2 separate regions of the Homo sapiens genome follow, and region 2 is linked to region 1. Evidence: chromatin loops called from intact Hi-C (ENCODE). Cell type or tissue: dorsolateral prefrontal cortex. All regions are shown on one strand. Links, peaks and the distances in the headings refer to the core of each region. The heading gives the core; the rest is flanking DNA. Region 1 overlaps SIPA1L1-AS1 (SIPA1L1 antisense RNA 1). Region 2 overlaps LOC105370706.

Region 1 (2,912 bases), core at 132-2,631:
GAATCAGGGCTCCCATTCTGATGGAGTGGAAAATCCCTTACCTGGCTTTCTGGCTCAGAAAGCACCTTGATATTAGGAAGCCTTTGTGAGCCTTCTGAGCCGTGAAGTTATAGGGGTATAGGGTAGAGGCAATCCAGGTCTTATGCACCAATGTCAGCTAGAGAGAATGAGGACAAGTCACAAGGGCCTTGTGTGATATATTCAGGACTTGGGCTTTATTCTGTAGGCAATAGGGAGCCATTGAAGGATTTTCAGCAAGGGTGGAAACATTCAAATTTGCGTTTATGATGCACAGAATATTAGAAGCATGAGATTTAGAAATCCATGGGTTGGAGAAGAGATTAGAACTGCAAACATAAATTTGGCAAGCAGTAGCTTATAATTGCTAATGTGATGCATTTAGATAATTTTTTTTTTTTTTTTGAGAAGGAGTTTCACTCTTGTTGCCCAGGCTGGATTGCAGTAGTACAAACTCAGCTCACTGCAACCTCCGCCTCCTGGATTCAAGTGATTCTTCTGCGTCAGCCTCCAAAGTAGCTTGGATTACAGACGCCTGTCACCATGCCTGGCTAATTTTTTTGTTTGTTTGTTTGTTTGTTTGTTTTTGCATTTTTAGTAGAGATGGGGTTTCTCCATGTTGGTCAGGCTGGTCTCGAACTCCTGACCTCAAGTGATCTGCCCGCCTCAGCCTCCCAAAGTGCTAGGATTACAGGCGTGAGCCACCGCGCCTGCCTAGATAACATTTTAATTAAAATGCACCCTCACAAACTTTCTTTCCTTGTCATAGGCATTTTCTTCTGAAACATTTTCCATTGAGCTACTCATGCCTTTCCTGGGTTTTCAGGCAATTTTCTTATAAACATGGATAAAATAAAATGAAATAAAAATCCCAAAAAGGATGAAAAGTTCTGGCCCACCAATACTTTTGACCTTTTCCTCTATACTATAGACATCAACACAAGCTATTACAGTTATAATATTTATATATATATATATATTTTTTTTTTTTTTTGAGACAGAGTTTGCTCTATCACCCAGGCTGGAGTGCAGTGGCTCAATCTCAGCTCCCGGGTTCAAGCAATTCTCCTTCCTCAGCCTCCCAAGTAACTGGGATTACAGGTGCATACCACCATGCCTGGCTAATTTTTGTATTTTTAATAGAGACAGGTCTCACCATGTTTGCCAGGCTGGTCTCGAACTCCTGACCTCAGGTGATCCACTCACCTCGGCCTCCCAAAGTGCTGGGATTACAGGCATGAGCCACTGCAACCACCTCAGTTACATATATATATATATTTTTTAATTGTATCTGAACCATTTCAAGATTTTTTATTCATCCTACTATTAATATTTCCTTTTAGGGAGCCCTTTGAACCATTTAAAATAACTTCAATATTCTCTTAGGAGCCGGAAGTTCCCTTCCAAACAGCCCTTTCCCCTTTATTCCTTTCATCAGATTTCACAGTAGAGAAGGTGTCAAGGAAGGAAGGTGAATTTTAAAAGTCCTCTCTCTACTCTCTTGTCTTTTTAAAATCCCTAGAAATGAAAAGAGGCTTGCTCATGACTTGGAAGCGGTGGGCTGAGGCCTCCCAAGACCATCTGGCTTGTTCCATTGCCAGCCAGAGTGGAGGCGACATTCACACGAACCCAGGAGCTGCAGGGGCGCGTGAGCTACAGCTGCCTTGTGGCATCCAAGGAGTGCGCAGTGAGATTCCGCAGGAGAAATCACGCTTTGCATGTTCTTGAGTACAAGAAACATGTGTAATGAGGGTTTTTGTTTGCGGGCATGCCAAGGAGAACGACTGGAATATTAAAGTCATCACAGCCTTTATTTAAGGGAGAAGAGGACAAGCATGAATATGCTGATAGTTCAGAGATATTTAGGACCTTCAGCAGCTCAGCACTCATCCTAGATTTATACAAATACCTTTCCAGAGATGAAGTTTTTAAAAGCCTTTTAAAGGAATTTTATTTGTTCTTTTCACGTGGGGAAAAGTGATGAGTATATCTATGCAAGTATGAGAAATGGCCAAGGCCACTCCATGTAATTTTTTACTTATCCTATAGCTACACAAAGAAAATAGCACCAAGTGTTGTAGAGGAAAATCTACTAGACTTCAAGCCCGGCTTGAATTCAATTCTGTGCTCTAATTCAGACTCTATCTTTACTTAGCTGAGTCATATAAATTATTTAATTTTCTAGACTTCTCACTTCTCTTTCTTTCTTTTTTTTTTAGACTAGTCTCACTCTGTTGCCCAGGCTGGAGTGCAGTGGCGCGATCTCAGCTTACTTCAGCCTCCGCCTCCCGGTTTCAAGTGAATTCTCCAGCCTCAACTTCACAAGTAGCTGGGATTACAGGTGCGCACCACCCACCTGGCTAATTGGACTTCTCTTTCTTTAAATACAAAAGGAGAAGGCTAAGAGGCCATCCCTCCAGACTAAAAGTTTGTGTGTTGATGTGTTATCCTCTTTCAAGAGTCATTTTGCTTCTGGTCAGGAATCTTTGAGGGGTCTGTTTGCTCTTGGTCAAGAATCTGAGGTCTAGACTTTTGCTCAGAGTTGCTGAACCTCTCTCCCTTCCCGTTTGTTTTACTCTTCTTAGGATGATCTCTACCTTCTTCTCCCCTCTTCTGTCCCTAACACACCCCGTTCTACAACCCCATCTGAAATATCAAGGGTGACCATAACTCACTCGTAGGATGGAGAGGGATAAAGACTTCTGAGCAATTTTCACAGACACCTCCTGTTATCTGGTACTGGCTGTGACTGGCGCTGCTAGAGTGGATCTTGATCATTGCTTCTGGCATGGCCAGCCCATACCTGCTGTTCTTGTTGGCAGTGGAATTTTCAGGACTGCTGCTCCTAGCTGCTTCCTCTTAGAACCTCTTAGAACAGCCAGCTTCTAGGTCTC
Region 2 (2,912 bases), core at 150-2,649, 94 kb after region 1:
AGAAGAGGACACTTAACTTTTTCCATTATACTCAGCTGCTCTTCTTAGGGGACATTTTGTGCTCTTGTGAAGTGAGCAATTGAGGTGCCAAAGGCCAGTGTGGTATGCCCTGTTTCTGACCTCTTAACCTGTGGGTGTCTTGAGGAAGAAAGTGGCTTAAAAAAAAATCTTTGTTTCCTCTGTGCCTGGAAGGGCCAGGAGGGGGTGGAGGGCAGACAATGCCAGGTGGCACTCACTCTCAGGGTTGTGCAAGTGAGTTTCTCCTTAAACTTTGTCTGCTCAATGCCTCATTGGCCCCAGCCTAGTCCTGGCTCTGGGGTCAAGCACAGTGCAGAGATGACAATAAGAGCTCCTTGGCCAGGCACAGTGGCTCACGCCTGTAATCCCAGCACTTTGGGAGGCCTTGGCAGGTGGATCACTTGGGGTCAGGAGTTAAGCTCAGCCTGGCCAACATGGTGAAACCCTGTCAAAAGAAAGAAAGGAAGGAAGGAAGGAAAGAAAAGAAAAGAAAAGGAACTCCTTTGTTGAATGAATAAGGGGATAAGCAAATGAAGTGTATAGGGAAGGACACACACATTGGAAAACTCTAGATACTGAGTGTTTTCACAGCCTTTGTCCAGCCTGTGTTACAAAAGGGTCATGTTGAGGTAGATTAACTGGGCCTCCAGTATCATCTTAGCTCAGGCTGCTGTAACAGGGTAACATACGGTGGTTCAGACAACAGGCATTTCTCTCTGGTGGTTCTGGAGGCTGGGAAGTCCAAGATCAAGATGCTGGCAGATTCAACTCCTGGGGAAGGCTCTCTTCCTGCTTTACAGATGATTGCCTTCTCACTGTGTTCCTCACATGGCAGAGAGAAAGAGAGAGAAAGAGTATGTGGTCTCTGTTCCTTTTCTTATAAGACACTAATCCCATCATGGGGGCCCATCCTCATGACCTCATCTAAACCGAATTACTTCCCAAAGGGCCCACCTCCAAATACCATCACATTGGGAGTTAGGACTTCAACAAATGAATTGGGGTGAGGCAAGGCACAAACATTCAGTCCATAATGTAGTGCATTAAAATTACACATTTTGGGTCCCTGCTTTGGCACAAAAGTTTGATCGCTGTAATAGAATTCTAAAGTGACCCCCAAGATTCCCTCACCCAGTGTGCACAACCTGTGTAATCCCCATCCCTTGAGTGGGTGGGCCTGGCCTAATCAAGTGAACTCTTTAAAAGAGGGTGTAGAGGTTAGAGATCAAAGAAGTCAGAGAGATTGGAAGCATGAGAGGGATTTTTCTTGAAGGAACCAATAGCTACATTATAAGAGGGCTACAGGATGAGAAAATAGGAGAGGCCTCCAGGAGCTCAGAGCAGTCCCCAGTAACAGCCAGCAGGAGGTGGGCAACTCAGTCCTACAACCACAAGCAACTAAATTTTTGATGCCAATCTTATGAGACCCTACGCAGAGAACGCAGCCACACCACACCTGCACTTCTGCCTCACTTTCTTGCTGGCTGTTACTGGGGACTGCTCTGAGCTCCTAGGTGATCACAAATTTGTGTTTCATTAAGCCGCTAGGTTTATAGTAATTTGTTACATAGCGTAGAAAGCTTATCTCCTTTCTACAATAGATCAGTCCACCTCTCCTGGGTCCCGTCTTATTAAAAATAGCTCTCATGTGGTTGTTGATTACATTTTTCCCTCGCATTAATATATAACCTGTTCCTTTTAATCTATAACCTTCTTCTTTTTTCCCCTACTGTTTCCTTTGGGAATTTACATAGCAATTTAGAATCTACTACACACATTGCTATTTGAACACTCACAGAAAACTATTATCTTCCCCCCGCCCTCTACAAAGCATCTCCAGGGCTCATATTATTGTGAGGCCTCTATTTTCATCCTTGCAACCAATGTTCAGAGCTTACAGAGCTTATCATGTTTATTATATAACAATAAGACACAAGCCAAAACAACTTGCTGCTGGGCTTTTAAACATAGCAACAGCAGAAATCTTTTCTGGGCTTGAGGAAGAGCCACTTCAAATGTCTACTAATTTCAGCAATTTTCTGGTCTATGGAATGAAAAGTCTAAAACTCACAGCCCTCTGCTCCACCATCGGACTTCATGACGCAAGGGGGCGGGTGGGGAAGAAAGTGGCGCGCTCCCTGGTTGTTGGGATTCACAGGCTGCCTCTCAAAGGAGTATTGCCTGGGTGGCGAATGCTCTTGGAGGAGAAAAGAGAAAGGCATGAAACGGGGACCCTTCAAAGTTGCCACCATGGTAATGTCACTCAGTGGCACAGGGCTTGTTCCTCCCTTTTGTTCTCTTTTCTTTTTTTTTTTTTGAGACGGAATCTCGGAGTCTCGTTCTGTCACCCAGGCTGGAGTGCAGTGGCGCTATCTCAGCTCACTGCAAGCTCTGCCTCCTGGGTTCACACCATTCTCCTCCCTCAGCCTCCCGAGTGGCTGGGACTACAGGTGCCTGCCACCACGCCTGGCTAATTTTTTGTATTTTTATTAGAGACGGGGTTTCACCATGTTAGGATAGTCTCGATCTCCGGACCTCATGATCCACCTGCCTCGGCCTCCCAAAGTGCTGGCATTACAGGTGGGAGCTACCGCGCCCGGCCCCTTTTGTTCTCTTTTCTAATGGGAGGACCATCAGCAGTTGTATTCAAATGAAGAGCTCATTTAGTTATAAGCACTGAAAACCTAATCCGGTTTAAGCACAGCAGGTTTCTTGGCTGACATAGTGGATTGAGCCAAGGCTGTGCTGTTCCCTTGACCTCCCTGTTTGGTTTCATTCTCAGGCACCCACTCCCCACACAATGCCCTTCACTTCCCCACCCCTAACCCAAATCTCTGGCCTCACCCCATGGAAAAAGGGTGCCTCTTTCCTCCATTCCAGCCATGAACGCTGGG

What was found. Peaks named below come from ENCODE experiments on the same cell type or tissue, not always from the same donor. Only the 100,000 strongest peaks of a DNase experiment are listed, where the experiment ranks them.
Region 2: it touches region 1 in a loop (2.5-fold over the local background); 3 of 110 quality-filtered maps call a loop at or near these places.

The regions. Positions count from the first base shown.
Region 1 is chr14:71,310,005-71,312,916 of GRCh38, reverse strand. The region is part of intron 1 of SIPA1L1-AS1 (SIPA1L1 antisense RNA 1); the gene reads left to right. Among named protein-coding and RNA genes, the nearest start is that of SIPA1L1, 9.0 kb to the left of the region's middle. In dorsolateral prefrontal cortex, for the core only: no CTCF peak of the experiment used is centred there; DNase peaks (open chromatin) are centred at 1,656 and 2,295; H3K27ac peaks cover 667 bases.
Region 2 is chr14:71,215,735-71,218,646 of GRCh38, reverse strand. LOC105370706 reads left to right here. Exons shown (of 2, transcript XM_011537452.3): 2 at 1,773-2,330. The coding sequence ends at 2,330. Among named protein-coding and RNA genes, the nearest start is that of SIPA1L1, 100 kb to the left of the region's middle. In dorsolateral prefrontal cortex, for the core only: no CTCF peak of the experiment used is centred there; no DNase peak of the experiment used is centred there; H3K27ac peaks cover 564 bases.